Regions from separate parts of the Homo sapiens genome. Here region 2 is linked to region 1. A link is an interaction called in ENCODE POLR2A ChIA-PET data of the cell type or tissue named here. Cell type or tissue: Panc1. All regions are shown on one strand. Each heading gives the region's core, and the rest is flanking DNA. Links, peaks and the distances in the headings are about the cores only. Region 1 overlaps TPST1 (tyrosylprotein sulfotransferase 1). Region 2 overlaps TPST1 (tyrosylprotein sulfotransferase 1).

Evidence for each region. Peaks named below come from ENCODE experiments on the same cell type or tissue, not always from the same donor. Only the 100,000 strongest peaks of a DNase experiment are listed, where the experiment ranks them.
Region 2: POLR2A ChIA-PET joins it to region 1 with 11 read pairs; 4 of 35 experiments call an interaction of 5 or more read pairs at or near these places.

What each region holds. Positions count from the first base shown.
Region 1 is chr7:66,240,605-66,251,048 of GRCh38, forward strand. TPST1 (tyrosylprotein sulfotransferase 1) reads left to right here. Exons shown (of 6, transcript NM_003596.4): 2 at 1-666. Among named protein-coding and RNA genes, the nearest start is that of TPST1, 40 kb to the left of the region's middle. In Panc1, for the core only: no CTCF peak of the experiment used is centred there; no DNase peak of the experiment used is centred there.
Region 2 is chr7:66,300,649-66,311,092 of GRCh38, forward strand. The region is part of intron 3 of TPST1 (tyrosylprotein sulfotransferase 1); the gene reads left to right. Among named protein-coding and RNA genes, the nearest start is that of LINC00174, 95 kb to the right of the region's middle. In Panc1, for the core only: no CTCF peak of the experiment used is centred there; DNase peaks (open chromatin) are centred at 7,183 and 7,347; H3K27ac peaks cover 259 bases.

The sequences.
Region 1 (10,444 bases), core at 1,259-9,258:
CAAAACCTTTGCCTATCACAAAGATATGCCTTTAATATTTATTGGAGGTGTGCCTCGGAGTGGAACCACACTCATGAGGGCCATGCTGGACGCACATCCTGACATTCGCTGTGGAGAGGAAACCAGGGTCATTCCCCGAATCCTGGCCCTGAAGCAGATGTGGTCACGGTCAAGTAAAGAGAAGATCCGCCTGGATGAGGCTGGTGTTACTGATGAAGTGCTGGATTCTGCCATGCAAGCCTTCTTACTAGAAATTATCGTTAAGCATGGGGAGCCAGCCCCTTATTTATGTAATAAAGATCCTTTTGCCCTGAAATCTTTAACTTACCTTTCTAGGTTATTCCCCAATGCCAAATTTCTCCTGATGGTCCGAGATGGCCGGGCATCAGTACATTCAATGATTTCTCGAAAAGTTACTATAGCTGGATTTGATCTGAACAGCTATAGGGACTGTTTGACAAAGTGGAATCGTGCTATAGAGACCATGTATAACCAGTGTATGGAGGTTGGTTATAAAAAGTGCATGTTGGTTCACTATGAACAACTTGTCTTACATCCTGAACGGTGGATGAGAACACTCTTAAAGTTCCTCCAGATTCCATGGAACCACTCAGTATTGCACCATGAAGAGATGATTGGGAAAGCTGGGGGAGTGTCTCTGTCAAAGTGAGTAGAAGATACGTTTTTTATTTTGACTCTATATTTAGCTAATAATGATCTATACATATGTATGTATGTGTTTTATGTATATATGTGTGTATGTTCCTGTGTGTATATATAGAAACTGAAGACCTTTTCTGGAACAGATACAGCTTCATTGATGAGGTTTCTTTTTTTATTAATTCTCTACTAGTTTATTACAGATGTTCACTTATTTATACTTCATTTTTTCATTTATATATCGTGGCCCTCTTTATTTGTTTGATGGATACAAACCCACCTTACAGGCGGTGAAAAGCCTTCTTCAGGGTCTCAGACCTTAATGCCAATCATTCAGTTTTAGTGGCTTCTGATTTCTAATTTCTAGATATTGTTGTTAATGAGGATAGTTGGCTTTTGTGTGGATTAAGGTTAAAATCAGGAAGTGCATATATCATGTTAATGAGCACATAGTGAATTATAAGCATTTTGAAATTTTTAGTGGTAGAGAAAAATAAAAGCTTCGTCTAACCTAATCTCTTCATTTTATGGACAAGAAGACTGAGTCACAGTAAGATTAAAACGATTTGTTCAGATTTAGATGGCAAGGCCAGAATTCGAATCTGTGCCTTGGTCTCAATGAGGTCGTGCTTTTCTCCGTGGCATTTTACTACGTGTTGTGCTTCCTTTGTCATCTGAAGGATATAACCTCTCTTATTTTTTACAAAAGGCTAGAGAATCTCCAAAATTTGGAAGCCTAATCCATACAAGAAGTTCCTTGGATTCAAAACTTCTCAAATGATGATTTTTAGCATTTTGCTTCTTTTCTTATGAAGTGACAACTAGTATACCCTCTAACCTGTCTTGATGACTTATATACCTGGAATGAGGATATAAAAATGGAAACTACTATTAAATTCAGGTAGCATCTCTTCATGAAGAAGAGTTGGCTATAACTAAATTTTATTTTTGTTTTTTTTCTTTTATCAAAGTAATATATAACACCTGTAAAAAAGAAATATATAAGGTGTTATATATACATATATAAAAAGAAATATAAAAGGTGTTATATATACTTTTTATCAAAGTAATATATAACACCTGTAAAAAATACTTTCCTTGTGTGCCCTTCTTACTTTCACCAAGGAATATCTGCTTAATTTTTTTTTGCTGTATAGAACTTGTATAGTAAATAGATTTCTTATGTAGATAATCTCAAAGGAACAGCTGCCTGCCTGTACCAAGCTTTCAATTATTGATTATAAGTTATGACATACCATCATTGTAGTGGCTCTAGGTTGTTTTTATTGATTCAAAGAAAATTTCAGCTCTGGCTACTCTGATTGCAGTTTATTATTATTTCCAGATAATAGACTATAATTGATTTTTAATCACCTGTATTAGGTATTTCAGTCTTTGTGCTTGTATGTTGGCCCGGCACCGATGCCACCTACATCTGCTAATATAAAAGGAGGCCATTAGACCACCAGCCTCTTCAGTAGGGATTAAAGAGATATGCTTAAGTTAAATTTTGGTGCTAATCAGGAAGAGAACATTTTGTGTATATACTTGCTATGTTTAAGGTAAACATAAAGGCCAAGAAAATTCATAGAAATTATATTATGAATTAATGAATTTTAGAAAGTAAAGAGATGTTACTTAGCATTTCAGTATGTGGAATGGAGGCCCTGTAAGGCTCTATGTTTTTTCAAAAATTAACATGTCACAATCATGAGTAGAACCTACCATGCTTATTCCAAGATTTTTGCATTTGGGGTCTTTCTAGTTTGGGGCTATTATGGATCAAAGTTGCTAAGAACGTTCTTGTACATTACTTTTGGTGGATATAGCATTCATTTCTTTTAGGTATATACCAATGAATAGAATTGCTGGATGACAAGGGGTGTGTGTGTGTGTGTGTGTGTTTGTGTGTGTGTGTGTGTGTTTAACAGATACTTTCTAACAGTTTTCCAAAGTGTCTCTATCATTCATGTATGGCTGTACTGTAAATGAACATGTTCTAGTTGCCTCACATCTTTACCAACACTTGGTATTTTAGTCTTTTCTGGTAGGCTACAATTGTTTTTTAAAACTTAAAAGCAAAATAATATTTGAACCCCTTTTTGAAAGAAAATCTTACCCAGAATTCCAATATAAAACAAGAGCTGCTTTGGTTGAGGTGAGTCTAAACTAGACCATATTTCCTTCTTTTGTTTTTGAGATGGAGTCTCTCTGTGTCATCCAGGCTGGAGTGCAGTGGCATGATCTCTGCTCACTGCAACCTCCATCTCCCAGGCTCAGGTGATCCTCCCATCTCAGCCTCCCGAGTAGCTGGGATTACAGGCACGCATCACCATGCCCAGCTAATTTTTTTTTTTTTTTTTTGTATTTTTGGTAGAGCCCCATGTTGGCCAGACTGGTCTCAAACTCCTGAGTTCAGGCAATCCATGTACCTCAGCCTCCCAGAGTACTGGGGTTACAGGTGTGAGCCACTATGCCTGGCCAGCCATACTTCTTTTTTAAAGATTGAATCCCTACTCTCAAAAACTGCTTTTTGGGGAATAAGGCAGAAAATACAAAATTATTACATAGTGCCAAGTTGTAAATATCCCATGTTCATTATAATAAAGAATTTATTGCCCACAGTCAGTCATCCTGTGTGCTTTTCGTTTTATTTAAACATTTTTATTCTGGGAAATTTTTTTTTTTTTTTTTTTTTCTTCGAGACGGAGTCTTGCTCTGTCGCCCAGGCTGGAGTGCAGTGGCATGATCTCGGCTCACTGCGAGCTCGGCCTCCCAGGTTCACGCCATTCTCCTGCCTCAGCCTCCTGAGTAGGTGGGACTATAGGTGCCCCCCACCACGCCCAGCTAATTTTTTTATTTTTATTTTTAGTGGAGACAGGGTTTCGCCATGTTAGCCAGGATGGTCTCGATCTCCTGACCTCGTGATCTGCCTGCCTCGGCCTCCCAAAGTGCTGGGATTACAGGCGTGAGCCACCGCGCCTGGCCGAAAATTGTTTAAAGTAAATATTTTAATACTTAGTTCAGTATTACTTAGTATTACAATACTTAAATATTTAGGCAGCCTTGAAGGTTTGAAGATGTCACCAGATGGCCTAGGGATACTTGTAGAAGCTGTTGAAAATAGAGATATCAGGAGACCTTCACAGTTCTGCCTCTTATCTTGTTAATTTTTGAGAGTTAACCTTTACTTTGCTTAGAAATTTCCAGTTATTTACAGTCAGGGTGGCATCTCTTGCGTCTCTGGGCTGTTCCAGTTACAGAAAAGTCAGAGGCTCCTGCTCAAGTATCTTGAAAAGAAAGCAGAAGTAAAGTTTGAGGCTATTTACGTTGCCCTCTTCTCATGGTTTGTGGAATTTTTTGTGGAATTTTAGTTGTCTCCATCAGGGAACTTTTGGGAAGTTACAAGAGCGTACAGTTACTTCTGTTATTAAACTCATTATGATACCATGAAATTACGTGGAACAAATAAAAGTCAAGTTTGCTAGGTCAAAAGAGCAAATCCAGAAAAGCAGATTAATGTAACAGTGACGCTTAGACAACAAGTACAGGAATCACAACTACAATTCAGAGACGAGTTCTTATCTACACTTAGGGCAGAAAGAGAATATAGCAACTATTAAACACAAATAAATTAGAATGAAAAAGATAATAGTAGTGATAAGTACAAGAGAACAAATAAGAACATGAAAACTGACACCCTACAGCTTCTAATAAGTAAAGCAGACAAAAAATCCTCTAAATCAGATCAAAAGCAAAGAAAGACTGAATAAATGAGTGAAAATAATGTAAAAAGGTTTTTGGAAATGGAGACATTTTTGAGGAAGTAGGAAGAATAATTAGTAATTTATTAAATTCATAACTTTCTTTTTAATATAGAAAGTGAAATTTAGTTTTGTTAAAGAAAAAATTATTCAGTGATACCTGCTAAGGCATGAGGCAGTGTTTATTTAGCACCACTGCAGGAGGTACAGGGACCACTGCAGTCGGGTCTTGCAGTGGGGAATAGAGATTGGACTTAACTCTGAATACAGCATGGGCAAGTGAGAATTTGTAGCCAGAGAGTAAGGTGAGGGTCAGTGGATGGAAAATTACTACGAGGAAACATCAGGGGTCAGGGGCATTCTGGCTAAATTTACCTGATAGGATTCTCACTGAAGACAGGCCGGGGTGATCAGACATCACCTGGAGGGTGGTGGAGGATGAGAAACCCGATCAGATCCTGAGAGTGATTAGATATCAAGGGTAGGAGGTTCTTGCTAAACTGCCTTAGCAGGGTTCTTTGCTAAAACTGGATTTTATAAAGAAGTGCACAGATGGTCCTAGGAGAAGGTTCAGGAGCCTGACTGAAGTTTGGTCACACAAAGAATCTTTGTCAGTTTGGAAACTTAAAATTCTTATGTCTTATGGGATTAACAGAAAGATAACTCAATAGCCACTTGAAATTCTTCTGAAATTTAAGGATAACAAGAATATTTTGAGCAAGTGAAGAGAATGACAGACCATATTCACAAAGATATGAGCATTAATAGCATGGAAAATTAACAGCAGGCAAATTAGGATCACCTGAGCTCTACTAGCTCAGTCTGAAATATCCCAGAAGAATTTTATAAATATTACATGTGGTGTTTTGTTTTTGTTTTTGTTTTCATGAAGCTATCAGAGAACAAGTCTGTTTATTTGTGAAAACTTCTCCTTTGTGAAGGCACTGCCTAAGGATGCTATTGGGCTATTGGGGTTGTGTCTTTTTTGGTTTTTTTTTTGGAGACAGGGTCTTGCTCCATCACCCAGGCTGGAGTATAGTGGCAAGATTGTAGCTCACTGCAGCCTTGAACTCCTGGGTTCAAATGATCTTCCCACCTTAGCTTCCTGTTAGTAGCTGGGATTACAGGTGCATGCCATCATGCCTGGCTAATTTTTTTTTTTTTTTTTTTTTTTTTTTTTGGTGGAGACAGGGTCTCACTATGTGTTACCCAGGCTGGATTCGAACTCCTGGCCTCAAGCAGTCTTCCTGCCATGGCCTCCCAAAGTGCTGGGATTACCGCTGTGAGCTGCCATGCCCAGCCTCCTTTTACAAGCTATATTGAAGAGAGAAGTGACTGAGACATCTTAGCTGGAGAGGAGGAATTGAATAAACAAGGGATACAAGTGACAGAGTAAAATGGGCTGTGAAAGGAAATCAGAGAGCTGATGAAACATTGCATTTCAAAGTGTGTCAGGGAAAGATTGAGAAGAAGCAGAACCAGAACATGAATTAATAAGGCAACATTTGTACTTTTCTTGGAGAATATAGCAATTGGTAGCAAAAATTAGAAGTTGGATATCAGATCATTTATTAGTTTGATTAGATTTCTCTACAAATAGTAGAGATCCAAAATAACAAAGATTTCCAAATAATGACTACTATGTAGAAGGCAGACCAGGGCTGCTTTGTCAGCTTTGCAGTCATCTGGCATTTAGGCTGCTTCCAGCTTTTGTCTCCATCATCCCCAGGATCCAAGTTGGAGCGCCAGTCATTTCATCTACATTCTAAGCAGCACAGCAGGGGTGGATGTGTGTAAAACAAATGGCGTTTAGTATTTTTTGAGGATATTTCTTAGAAGCTTCCAGGTAGTACTTCTTGCTTTTCACTGGCCATAACTGGGGTTCCTTTTACTAAGAAAAATCAATTGGATATTGGGATAGGCAGATAGTAGTCTCTGCTACATTATTGAGCACCTACTATGTGCCAGACACTGTGTTAGCTCCTTGAGATAAAAGGTCTTTGCCTTAAAGGAACATATGATCTAATAGAAGACTTAGATTCATATATAATGCAGGGTTAAGAACTATGGTCACCACTGCTTCTTCATTGGTGAATAATTAAAAACAAACAAAAAGAGGCCAGGCACAGTGGCTCACACCTGTAATCCCAGCACTTTGGGAGGCTGGGGTGGGCAGATCACCTGAGGGCAGTAGTTCAAGACCAGCCTGACCAACATGGTGAAACCCCATCTCTACTAAAAATACAAAAATTAGCCAGGGGTGGTGGCCCATGCCTGTAAACCCAGCTACTCGGGAGGCTGAGGCAGGAGAATCACTTGAACCTGGGAGGTGGAGGTTCCAGTGAGCTGAGGTCGTGCCACTGCACTCCAGCCTGGGTGACAGAGCAAAACTCTGAACAACAACAACAACAACAAAGAACTATGGAAAACCAAGGAGAGGTGCCTAACCCAGTCTGAGGTGTTCAGAGAGGTCATCTTGGGCAATGTGTCATGAAACTGAGCCCTAAAGAAGGGTTTCCTCAAGCTTGGTATGACATTTTAGTCAGATAATTATTTGTTGTGGCAGCCATCCAAGATGATCAACAGATAAAGGGAAGCGCATTTAGTTTTGACTTAGGGAATATTGTGCTCCCTGGGTGACCCATGGTTAAGGCGCTGTAGTTCTTCCTTGACTGTCCAGAATGTCTTTCCTTTTCCTTAGCCAATGAGCCACCCAAGAAATGTTACTCCTGGGAGAAGCCTGTGCCTAACTGTGGTTTACAGAATTCAAAGGGAAGAGGTAGTATGGAGGACTCCTTGTGGCTTCACTCCTGGCCCAACCCAGGGCCTCAAAAGGACCTAAGGAACAACTACGCCCTGTTATGCCTGACCTATGGACCCTACCCTCTTGACCATATAATGGAAGTCAGCTAAGCTTAGTCCCACCTGGACCTAGAACATGGTGTTTGTTTCCCATAGGTGAATATATTTTTGAAAAATATATTTTTGAAAAATAAGTAAAACAAAACCAAATCAGGAAATAATCATTGAGAAGTTACAATATGAACACCTTAACAAAGATGAGTAACAATGTGGTGTTTTTTGCTAGAGAGTTCATTTCCAGGCAGGAAGTAGTGTGAAACAAGGTTTGAGAGAAATGATGCGGACCAGGCTTTGGAGGGCCTTATATTTTAAGCTAAAGATATTGAATTTTAAGCCAGTTGCCTTCAGACTTCTCTTATTAGTGGAGCACCCTTTTTTTCAAGTGAAATCTTGTTCGGAACCTTGGTAGATGATGTACTTGGAAGTGAAGTGGCCCTCCTTTAGGCAGCATTTAATTTTGGTTGGATTTAACAAAGAAAACTGAAGTGAAGCTCATGGAATTGCAAAACTACAATTTTGTTTTTAAAAGAAAAACATTGATTGTAATGTGTAAAATTTACAAAACTGATACACTTTTAATTGGGATTATATTGGTTTATAAAAACATTTAGTGTTTTTTTTTTTTTTTTTTGAGACAGAGTCTCGCACTGTCTTCTGGGCTGGAGTGCAATGGCATGATCTCGGCTCACTGCAACCTCTGCCTCACGAGTTCAAGTGACTCTTCTGCCTCAGCTTCCTGAGTAGCTGGGATTGCAGGTGCGTGCCACCACACCCAGCTAATTTTTTTTTTGTGTGTGTGTTTTTAATAGAGATGGGGTTTCACCATGTTAGCCAGGATGGCCTTGATCTCCTGACCTCATGATCCGCCTGCCTCGGCCTCCCAAAGTGCTGGGATTATAGGCGTGAGCCACCGTGCCTGGCTCAAAACATTTAGTTTTAATAGGCATTTTAGGGTATGTCTTAGTCCATTTGGGCTGCTATAACAAAATACCACAAACTGGGTTCTTACAAACACAGAAGTTGATTTCTCGCAGTTTTGGAGGCTGGGATGTCCAAGATCAGGCACTGATGGATTCAGCATCTAGTAAGGGCCTGCTGTCTGGTTCATAGATGGCACCTTGTGTCCTCACATGGTAAAGGAGGTGAAGAATCTCTCCCTGGCCTCTTTTGTAAGTGCACTAATAAGGACACTTCCCAAGTTCCCATCTCCTAATACAGTCACATTGGTGATTAGGTTTTAACATGAATTTGGGGGGACACAAACATTCAGTCCATAATGAGGTATAAAACTTAGAAGATTCCTGTTTTTTTTAAAAAAATTCTTTTTTTTTTTTAAGATTTAAAATGTAAGCCTAGTTCAGAGTATTTTGCCAAGATGAAGTGTAGGGCAAATTGGATCTTTAAGTAGAGTAACCTATTACATTGATTAACTACTGTCAAAGAAAAGCCAAGCACATCAAGGGAATTATGGTTGGTACCCATCCAGATATTATACATGAATTCATGGTTCCTCCTTGGTCCTTTTCTGAATTACCTGTCTAATGAAGAATTATTTCATTGTTTTTGAAAACATCCTTACATTTCCTCATTGCTGAAAATCATGTTTTCAAACATCAACCATTCATCACAATCACATACAGAACCTTTAAAAGACCTAAAATTTCTGATTCAGGAGGTCTGGGATAGGCCCAAGAACTTGCGCTTCTAACAGGTTTCCCGGTGATGCTAATGTTCCTGGCCTGATTTCACTTTGAGAACCACTGCTTAAAATCATGCTACGTTTTGTTTGCTTCATTTGTGGACTCAGACTTTCTTGCCCCTACAGCCTGGGCTGCAGCCACACTGAAATAATTGTAGCTACAATTATTGCCACACCATTTATTTAATCAGTTCCTTTGAATGTGTTGTTTCCTGTGCCTGCAACACCTTTCTCTCACTTCATTTCTTCATCTGACCAACTCATGGTTGTATTTCAAGATTTAGTTCAGGTTTCCTTTCCCTAAGGAAGATCTCTCCAAGGCCCCCCTCTGTCTGGGATGTACTTCCTATGCTTTCATGAGACACTTGGCAAATGGAAAAGGGTTGATACTTTGAAGCTGGCTAGACTTTGTTTAAAGTCTTTCATTGACACTAACTGGTTTTGTAACATTGCATCAAATACTATCTCTCTCCGTGTCTCCATTTTCTTATCTATAAAACAGGGAAGATGGTGATGATGGTAATGATACCATCCAACATCTACTGAACATTTGTTATGTGCCAGGCAGTATGCTGAGCTCTCTGTGTGCCTTATCTCATTTAGTTTTTATATTTACCCTTTCACACTCACCCATAGGTGCCTTAAACATCTTAATTTTATAGATGAGGGACTTGAGGCTCCCAGAAGTTGAGGAGCTTGTCCTCCGTCCCACAGTTGGAAGATGGTAGAGCCAGGCTGTGGACTCAGGTCTTTGTCTTCATCTATACTTTTAGCTCTTGTTGTATATACTTACAGCATTTATGAAGACAAACTAAAACAGTGTGACAGTGGCTAAGCACACGTTTTAGAGTCAGACAGACATAGGTTCAAATCCTAGCACTGTCCTTTATTGATTATGTGACCTTGAGTGAGTTATTTGGTTTTGTCTAGTCTTGGTTATCTCATCTTTCCTTTAGTTTTCTTATCCTGGAAATGGGAATGATAATATGTTAGATCCCCCTTATCTGCAGATGATATGTTCCAAGACCCCAGTGGATGCCCGAAACCCCACTGATGGTACCGAGCCCTATATATACTATGTTTTTTCCTGTGCATATATACCTGTGGTTAATTTATAAATCAAGCACAGTAAGATTAACAGCAGTAACTAATTATAAAGTAGAACAATTATAACAATATGCCAGTATTACTACTTTTGAGCTTTATGGCCATGATTAAGTTAAACAAGAGTTACTTCAACGTAAGCACTGCGATACTGCTACAGTCCATCTGATAACAGAGGGCTACTAAGTGACTAATGGTGGGTAGTGAGTGTACATTGCATGGACGTGTTGAACAAAGGGATGATTTACATCCCAGTCTAGACAGAGTGAGACAATGTTAGATTTCATCATGCTACTGAGAATGACATGCAATTTAAAACTTATGAGTTGTTTATTTCTGGAGTTTCCCATTTAAT
Region 2 (10,444 bases), core at 1,228-9,227, 60 kb after region 1:
TAATAATCTTGACAGGGCCAGGTGCAGTGTCTTAAACCTGTAATCCCAGCACTTTGGGAGGCCAAGGTGGATGGATCACCTGAGGTCAGGAGTTCAAGACCAGCCTGGCCAACATGGCGAAACTCCATCTCTACTAAAAATACAAAAATTAGCTGGGTGTGGTGGCGCATGTGTGTAATCCCAGCCACTCAAGAGGCTGAGGCAAGAGAATCGCTTGAACCGGGGAGGGAGAGGTTGCAGTGAGCCAAGATTATGCCACTGCACTCCAGCCTGGGTGACAGAGCGAGACTCCATCTCAAAAAAAAAAACAAAAAACAAAACCAACTTGACAGTAGAAATTACTCCTTGATCCATGGACTACAGAATGGATACTGTGTTAGCAAGCATGAAAACAGCATTCATCTCCTTGTATATCTCTATCAGAACTCATGGGTGACAAGGTGCATTGTCAACGAGCAATAGTATTTTGTGAGAAATCTTTTTTCCTAAGCAATAGGTCTCAACAGTGGGCTGAAAATTGCATTTTTATGTTATGGAGATAGCTTCTTTCCTTAATCTTCATAAACAAACAACCTCTACTAGCCTCCAACTTTTCCTCTCACAGCCTTTATAAAATTGAAGAGAATTAGGGCCTTGCTCTGGATTAGGCTTTGGCTTAAGGGAATGTCATGGCTGGCTTTATCTGTCTAGTCCACTAAAACTTTTGCCATGTCTACAGTAAGACTCTCACTTTCTTACCACTTGTGTGTTCATTGGAGTAGCACTTGAATTTACTTCAAGAACTTTTCCTTTGTATTCACAACTTGACTATTTGATGGAAGAGGCCTGGCTTTCAGCTTATCTTGGCTTTCAACATACCTTCCTCACTAAGCTTGATTGTTTCTAGCTTCTGACTTAAAGTGAGAGATATGCGACTATTCCTTTCATTTGGACACTTAGAGCCCATTGTTGGATTATTAATCGGCCTTTTTTCAATATCAATGTGTCACAGGAACAGGGAGGCCCAAGGAGAGGGAGAGAGATGGGGGAACAAACAGCCAGTTGGTGTAGCAGTCAGAACATACACAACATTGATTAAGTTAATTATGTTATATGGGCTTAGGATCGTGGCACCCCAAAACAATTACATGGTAACATCAAAGATCTCTGATCGCACATCACCGTAACAGATACAATAATGAAGAAGCTTCAAATATTGCAAGAATTACCACAGTGTCATAAAGAGACATGAAGGGAGTGCATGTTGTTGGAAAAATGTCACCAACAGACTTGCTCACCACAGGATTACCACACACCTTCAATTTGTAAAAAACACAACATCTGCAAAGCACAATGAAATGAGGTATGCCTGTACTCATTTGCTTCTTCACATGTCTTAGAAGTTTTAACTGCATACTGGACCTTTTGTATAACAGAGGGGTAGAGAATGAACTAGGTAATACTTTTTGTTTTATTTTTGTTAAAGAGAGCAGTTCTTTCCTCCAGCAGGTAGCTAAGGTGATCACTCAAATTTGACAGTGAATCAAGCTGAGCTGGGGCTGAGCAGTAGCTTTAATTGATTTCAGTTTGCCTCTGGATTCAAATGAGATTAAGGAAATTTGACTTTTAGCCCAACCTTAGCTTTCTATATCATTTAGACGAGGGGTTCATTTCTTTGATTTTAGCAAGATTGCAGCTGGGAGGCAGTTGGGTTGAAGATTAAATTAATTTACTTTACCTCTGGATTGCAACTATAGCAGGGCCCTGGAACCCAAGCACCACACAGCATTGGGAGATCTCTTTCTGTCTCTCACTGTGCTCCCACCAGCACTTACTAAGATTCTCTTGTAGTATTACATGTAATTGTCAGGTCAAGAGATTTGTTTTTACACTTGGGACTCTTTCAGATTCTAATTAATCATACCAGTCCACAGTCTCACTAAAAGTTTGGCTTGTTTCAGCAAAATCTTTCCACCTATGGGAGACCTCCTTTTCTGCCCACTTGTACCCAGACAGGCAATTGATTCAAGGTAGCTAGAAACAGGCTTTTGTTTCTCTGTGAAGAACTCATCCTTCTCCAGAAATTGGCTCAGTTAGACTTCTTGGCATTCATTTACTGCTTTTTCATGGCTTTACAGAAAAGTATGAAGTTTAGTTTATCTGGTGTTTTCTTGTTTTGATGAGAGCAGTGGTCTTTTGGGATCAGCTGCATTCAAACCAGGTTGGAATGCTTTAGAATGATGGCATTAAGATTCTTTGCCTTCTGCTTTCAACCTTCCTTTTCAACCTCATCTCTTTTTATTCTTTTAACCACACCACAGTGCCTCCCTTTCATTCCCACAGCACATTGTATACCTCCATACCTTTGTTCCTTCTGCCTTGATTGTCCTTCTTCTCATCTTACAACTTTGTCCTTTAAAACTCAACTCACATGACACCTCTTCTGTGCCACAGATCCTCCTGCTACAATGTACCTACCTTTACTTGTGTACTTTCACATTATATTGTGATGATTTATATTATATGCTGCTGCTTTTAAACTAAGGACATGCCAGACATGCCTTCATCTGAAAATGTTAATATAGTTCAAAGTGTTGCTATAGTCTTTGTTTAGTTAAAGTAACAACTTTCTGGTCTGAAAAAAAAAAGACTATGCATCCCTTCAACAGAATAAGATAGTTTTAAAAGTAATGATATGGGAGCATCTCTTAAGATATGGTCAGTGTTATGTTTTACCATTTGTATTTAGAAAAACAGCTGTGTGTGTATGTATGTATGTATGTATGTATTAATTTATTTTGAAACGGAGTCTCATTCTGTCACCCAGGCTGGAGTTCAGTGGTGCGATCTCTGCTCACTGCAACCCCCGCCTCCTGGGTTCAAGCAATTCTCCCACCTCAGCCCCTAGAGTAGCTGGTGTTACAGGTGCATGCCACCATGCCTGGCTAATTTTTATATTTTTAGTAGTGACAGGGTTTCACCAAGTTGCCCAGGCTGGTCTGAAGCTGCTGACCTCAGGCGATCTGCTCACCTTGGCCTCTCAAAGTGCTGGGATTACAGGCGTGAGTCACTGCACCTGGCTTGTATATGTAGTTTTTTAAAAAAATAAATAAGTAAAGACTTTTCAAGGACAAAGATATCATTTGCATTTTGTAGCCTGAGTGCCAGTAATACTTGACAATTACTTGATGCTCAATAAAATGATTCTTATTAGCAAAATAAACCTTACACGTAGAAAAAGAATATGCCAGGAACCAAGAAAAGGGATATTCAGATATGAGGCTCTTGGAGTTACGGCTCAGCTCACAAGGATTCTGCCGTAGGTGAGAAATGCTCCATTACCCAGAGGCAAAGCCCCAGAGGTTGTGGCAGCACTTTATGACTATGTATCAGTCTGGGCTCAGTCAGGGAAACATTGAGCCACTGTTAAGTGTTATAGGAGTGAGGGGTTTAATATAGTAATTAAGGCCTGTGCAAATATGGGAGGACTAGAGAAGTGAAGGTCTGCACGTTTTTTATTGTATACTGGACACGTTGTTTACAATAGGAGTAGGGAATGAGCTGGATACAGCTACAGTTGGAAGACCAGAGGAATAGGCACTGATGACTGAAACCTGCAGCTCTAGAGAGGGCAGAGAAGTGCTAGGAAACTGCCTCTCGCTGCCAAAGTAGGACTCAGTGTGGGATCCCAAGGAAAGGTCTGTGAAGACTGCCACGGGGATAAAGTGGAGCTTTAGGAGAGGCCAGTGGAGCGACTGCATCTGACTGCCCTGACCTCTTAAAAATAATGGCTTCTACTTCATTTCCACCTTCTAAAACTCACAGAAGCCTCTGACCCAGAACCACACAGGGAAAGGAATTCTGGGAGACTTAATTTTCTGTCCTAGACAACAGTGGTGGTGGTGCCAGTTGACCATCCAGCATAGGCCATTCCTTTGCCAGCCTGGCTTACATACACACCTACTTAAACCATATTTAACTGCCAGATAAAGCTAAATGCTCTGCTTAACATGTTGTAACTATCGCTTAGCAAACTGAAAACATGCTAAGCACTCCCTCAAAGAGGAGATGCTGTATTTCATATTGTGCTTTGTACATTTCTGGCTGATATGAATGTATTCCACTAGCTGAGTCACATCCCCTCTTTGATATCCTAAAACTTACATATACTGAGATACAGAGTTAGCCATTTCCTTTTTTTTTTTTTCTTGGCAAGGTCTTGTTCTGTCACCCAGGCTGCAGTGCAGTGGCGCCATCATAGCTCACTGCATCCAGAATCTCCTGGGCCCAAGCGATCCGCCTGCCTTAGCTTCTTGACTATAGGTGTGCACCACCACACCTAGCTAAATTTTTTTTATTTTTAACTTTTTGTAGAGACAAGAGGTATCACTGTGTTGCCCAGGCTGCTCTTGAACTCCTGGCCTCAAGCAATCCTGTTGCCTTAGCCTCTCAACGTGTTAGGATTATAGGCATGAACCACCGTGCCCAGCCAGAGTCAATACACCTTATATTAGAGAGTATTATTAGACAGGGAAAAGTGGAAAAAAGAATTCGTTAATATATTCAGTATATATTCATATCAAAGCAAAGAAGAATATCTGCCAAACTATTGTAGTTCTCATTTTCTGTACCTTTCATGTGATCATGGCAGGTATCTGTCATTTCTTTCTTCCTCTAGCCATTCCATGTTCCTTTGGTCCTCAGTAGTCACCTCAGATGGTCTTTGTTCTTTGCCTGGTGGGGTGGCCTAAACCTTCATTCTGGGGTGTATGTACCAATAAATGGCCATATTGTTTTGCTCTAATATCCCGTTAACTTTCCATAATAAACAAGTGTAATAGAAAATCCTAGGTTCCAGGCAATTTCTTTCCTTCTTCCATTGAGTATTTTTTTCCCATTGTGTATTTTAAACTTGGTTCTTCCTTGATAATCGGGATCAATCAGCCTAGCTATTATAGTACCTGCCTTACTTGTCTTTGGCTAAGTGGCATGAGGAGCAAGAAGTGCTGAGTTAACAGTCTCAGCTCTCTGTTCAGTGGAAATAATGTTGTGTCTCCCCCAAAGAAGCACTTCTCCCTTGAGGATTAAGACCTGTAAACTGGGAGAGCCCACAGCTGCTGCGAGTTTTCTTTTGGGGAAGGATTTTGATAATATTTAGTGAATATAGGGCTATTTCGATTTTCTTGTTCTTGTATCAATTTTGATAAATTGTATTTTTTAAAGTAATTTGGCCATTTCACTTAAGTTGTCAAATTTGTTGGCAGGAAGCTGCAGTATTTTCTTAGAGTCCTTCTAATCTTTGTCAAATTGATAGTGATAACTTTTCTATTCCTCATGTGATGACCCCTTGATTCCGCCTCTGTCCACACCTGTTAGTGATTCCCTCCACCTGAATGTGGACAGGACCTGTGACTTGCTTGGAACGAATAGAATACAACAAAGGCGATGGGAGATATGTGATTGCATGATTATATTATATAAGATTACAGCACTGGACTGGCTGGAGTGTGCACGTCTCTCTCTCTCTCTCTCTGGACATAAAGACTGTTATCTTGTATAGACTCTGGGTTCCTTTATAATACTCTTGTGAATGCATTTACTTTTGTTTTAGCAGGCAATCAACTCAGGTAGGCTGGATTATACATTGTTTTGCCTTTTGCAGGCAGTGATTCAAATCCCAATTCAGTTATCAAAGCAAAGCCTTTGCTAAACTGGTTTGGGTTTGTCCTGTGCATGTGTGATTCAGAGGTTAAGGTGAGACCCGTGTAGGTGCATACATAAAAGTGGAGAGCTCCTTCACCTGCTGTTTCTGCTCCAGGAGTTTGCTCTGACTCCCTGTCTTTCTTTGGCTCCTTTCCCTGCTTGCTCTGACCAGAAAGAAAACAATTCCTATCAGAGTTTTAGCCACCTACGTGTGCTGCTTAGTGACTGAAGCTGTCCCACCCTCAAGGAAAAACTTGATGAGAAAAAAATAAACAAACAGAAAACTCACCCTGTAAGGTCACTTCTCCAACTTTTTACTTCCCTCCACAATCTGCCTGCTTTTATTTACTTTCCAGATCCTCATATAGTTTTTTGTTTTGTTTTGTTTTGCTGTGTTTTGAGATGGAGTTTCACTCTTGGTGCCCAGGCTGGAGTGCAGTGGCACAATCTTGTCTCACTGAAACCTCCCCCTCCCGGGTTGAAGCGACTCTTTTGCCTCAGCCTCCTGAGTAGCTTGGGATTACGGGCAGCCGCCACCATGCACGGCTAATTTTTGGTATTTTTAGTAGAGACAGGGTTTCACCATGTTGGCCAGGCTGGTCTTGAACTCCTGACCTCAGGTGTCCCACCCACTTCAGCCTCCCCACAGTGCTGGGATTACAGGTGTGAGCCACCGCGCCTGGCCCAAGGTAGTTATTTTTTAAAAGTTTGCTCAAACTTTATAGTTGTAATTAGAGGGAGGAACAACTTTATGGGATGTAGGTGGCTTAACCTCACCATAATGGAACCAAAACTCCACTTCATTCACTTTTTTTTTTTAGATGGAGTCTCGCTCTGTCTGCAGTGATGAGATCTCGGCTCACTGCAAGGTCCGCCTCCCGGGTTCATGCCATTCTCCTGCCTCAGCCTCCTGAGTAGCTGGGACTACAGGCGTCTGCCACCACGCCCGGCTAGTTTTTTTGTATTTTTAGTAGAGACGGGGTTTCACCGTGTTAGCCAGGATGGTCTCGATCTCTTGACTTCGTGATCCGCCCGCCTCGGCCTCCCAAAGTGCTGGGATTACAGGTGTGAGCCACTGCGCCCGGCCCACTTCATTCACTTTAAAATGAAGTACTTGACCAGAAGCAGTACTGTTTAGAATGCCATTATGGTGAATAAGATATTTTGTAAGGGAAAGGATGCTGGTTTTTGACAGAAATGTTGTGGGCAGAGAAGGAAATCTTCATTGAGTAAAAGCAGTGTCCTTTTTAGATGGAAGCGGTCCAGTGTGATCATCCTGCTACAGATGGCTGCCCAGACCCCCTGGGAGCAGCGCTTTATTGGGGCACCATTGTTGGCCTCTCCTGTTGGCAGGTTGGACACTTAGCCATGATTGTTGCCAGGTCAGCCTTGACAGGTGGAAGCCTGTGTCACTGAGCACATGCATGACCTTCATTCCTGTTGCTCTCACAGTAGGATATGAACTTTGTTCATTAGCGTTCTGAGCAAGGGAAACAGTGGCTGATAAAATAATGAGTCATTTTGTCCACTTGGTTATTGAGAGCCTCCTCTGCTGAGATTATACATTGGTCATCATTTACATGGGACACAAATACCCTCACACTTTGTCCTGTTTGAGAATAGTTTATTGACATAGCTCTTTTCTATATCTTACCACAAGTTTCCCAACCTTATTCTAAGTTTCTGAATTTCCAGTCAAACCATCTGCTGCTGACCACAAATCAGTGTGGATTCGTATTTATAGCCATCACTCCTTTGACACAAAATGTGCAGTCATGTACACTGCTTCGAGTGTATGATGAGCAGCCTAAGCGACTTGGGCAACTTGGTAGCCAGTGGTAAAGTGTTCAGTCCTTACTAAATCCTAGTAGCAAGCAAGGGCTCTTTCTCAAAAGGGAGAGTAATGATCTCCAGAAGTTAGCATAGCTTTGCTCTAAAATCCTAGGGTTCTATACTGTGATTTACCTCTAGGGCCTGCCATACCTCCACACATCACTCATGAAGTATCATCCTGTATCTTAAGTTTTTGTTGGCGATACTAATCTCTGCAGTTCCTCTAGGAATGCAGTATTACTTTTGGTGTAATATTTTGGTAGAGAGAGGCAGCTCTAATGTAACCCCTGAGGTATGGCTTTAGTATGCTACCCATCTCTGTTAGTCCTAGGGACACCATCACCAATCAGCCACCACCAGAGATCTCTACAGCTCACACCATTCTCTTTTCCTACTCTACCTCTGCGTGTGCTTATAAAGTATAGCCATGTGCCCATTGTTTCTGTCATGAAGCGTCACCAGTTGGCTGCTGTGACTCAGAGATCTTTTCATCCTTCCCTTGGGTTCAGGGAATCTATTTCTCTGACAGCCTTTCCCATTGTTATTTCTAGCCTGCAGCGAACAAGCACTAAAGAGCTTTTTAGGGATGTTGTTGCCCCCTTCACCAATGTATTTCTCAAAGGCTTGGTAAAGGAGTGAGTTCTCTAGACATTCCTGGGATGTAGTTAGGAGATCAGTGAACAGATCAGTCATACGTATTAAATACACCCCAGTATTCCTTATTTTCTAACCTTTTGAATAAATTTTATTTTGAGACTGAGTTTTGCTCCTGTTGCCCAAGCTGGAGTGCAATGGCACTGTCTCAGCTCATTGCAACCTCTGCCTTCCGGGTTCAAGCACTTCTCCTGCTCAGTCTCCTCAGTAGCTGGGATTACAGGTGCCCGACACCATGCCCAGCTAATTTTTGTATTTTTAGTAGAGACAGGGTTTCACCATGTTGGTCAGGCTGGTCTTGGAACTCCTGACCTCAGGTGATCCACCCACCTTGGCCTCCCAAAGTGCTGGGATTACAGGCATGAGCCACTGCACCTGGCTTGAACAACTTTTATTTACAGTATACCAAGGAGGTTCTGGCATCTAAGCTTCATTTAATGTAAGCCACTGATGGATCCAGGTTTTGGCCAACCAGGTGAGGAAATTGTTAGAGTTATTCCCTGATTACTCAAGCCAATATACTGCATCCAAAATATCTGGTTAATGTACTCATATATTGATAAATTTGACCAAGTCCAACGTTACATTCCTTCTTGTCTGGTCTAACATTCTTAGGATTCATTGCTACACACTTCCTAGGTTTCTGCAAGTACAAATGGGCAAAATCTAGCACAATGACCCTAGCCCTCTGAGGGTCACAGCAGGTTGGTTCAGGAGTAGGAACCTGACCCAACACAGGCAAATAAAGGTCTTTCCCTGGGACTGTGAAATGGTACCAAGGGAAGAAAGGTGGTTTCTCTCTGGTAGGGAGGGCCACTGGATATAAGGCACAGGAACTGTTGCTGGAAGCGTTAGACACTGCTGACTGCTTGTTCCTTTTTCCCTGTTAGTAAAGACTATTCCTTTAAAAAACCAAAAAAGGTAGATAAAAATGCCAGATATTCATTTTCCCATATACTCTTGTGGGTGGAATGACCACTTGACCATTTTTTTGTAGCCAGTGATACATAAGGAGATTTTTTTTTAACAGGGAAAAAAAGAGCTTACAAATTTTATGTGCACATGTGTGCATGGGAGTTATACAATTCTTTTAAAAAAAAAACTCAAATGGCTAGATGATTGACACTTTTGTACCACCCTGAGATACAGAAAGAATAGGGGCTTGGATCATGGCCAAACAAGTTATGGTGGCAAAACAGGTTATGGGAGGAAGAGAAGACCACCTTTGCCTGGCTAGCAAAGGTAGTCTTGAACTCTCACAGGCAGCAGCCCTCAGAAAGAATGGATAGTAGCCAGTGATAAATGTTTCTAGCAGACCTTTAAAGGTGTTAGACTCTCAGTTAATCATTCTTAGGTCTGGATAAGGAGATGTTTGCTAGGGATTTTCTGGGAGAGATTTAGCTTTCTGAGAAAATAAAGAATTGTGTGAAAAGAGCTTACTCTTTCCTTCCTGCTTTTGAACATTGCTGTGAAAGAACATTATGCTTAGCCCTGCTGCAGCCACTTTGTGATCCTAAGAGAAGTTATCATCAATAACACACTGAAGGTGACAGAAGGAAGATTAGGGCAGAGGCTTCCCTTGATTTCTGGGCTTAGGACTGTCCATCCACCTCATGTCTGGACTTCTTGTTATGTGTTTGACATACTTGTACTCAGTTATTCTATTACCGTGTGTTCACTGCAAATGGGGTCGTGTTCCTCAGTGTGTAAGGGAATAAAGCCAACCCATCGAGAGAAGCAGAGCCAAAGAGGTCAAGGGAGTGTCTGGCAGGGGTTGAGGTCCTGGTTCTGGTTGCCCATGAAGATCATTTCCAGCTCTGCCCTTGCCACAGTTCCAGGAAACATTTCCCTTTTTGACTGTATTACTTGAATTGGGTTTCTGGGCTGTAGTAGGAATATTCCAACTAATACCATACTGGGTAAATTTGAAGTATGATAAATTTTAAGCTACTTCTCACTTTATTTCTTGTGCCTAAATTTGAAGAGTATTTATTTATTTATTTATTTATTTATTTATTTATGAGACAGGGTCTCGCTCTGTTGCCCAGAGTGCTCTGGAATGCAGTGGCACGATCATAGCTTACTGCAGCCTTGACTTCTTGGGCTCAGGTGATCCTCCCACCTTGGCCTCCCAAAGTTCTGGGATTATAGGCATATAGGCATGAGCCACTTTGTCTGGCCTAAATTTTAGTTAAAGAAATTCTTATCTCATTCTTTCAGAATTTTCATAGGCCTTCAAAGCAACAACCATGGAGTTAAATTCATTTCCTCAACT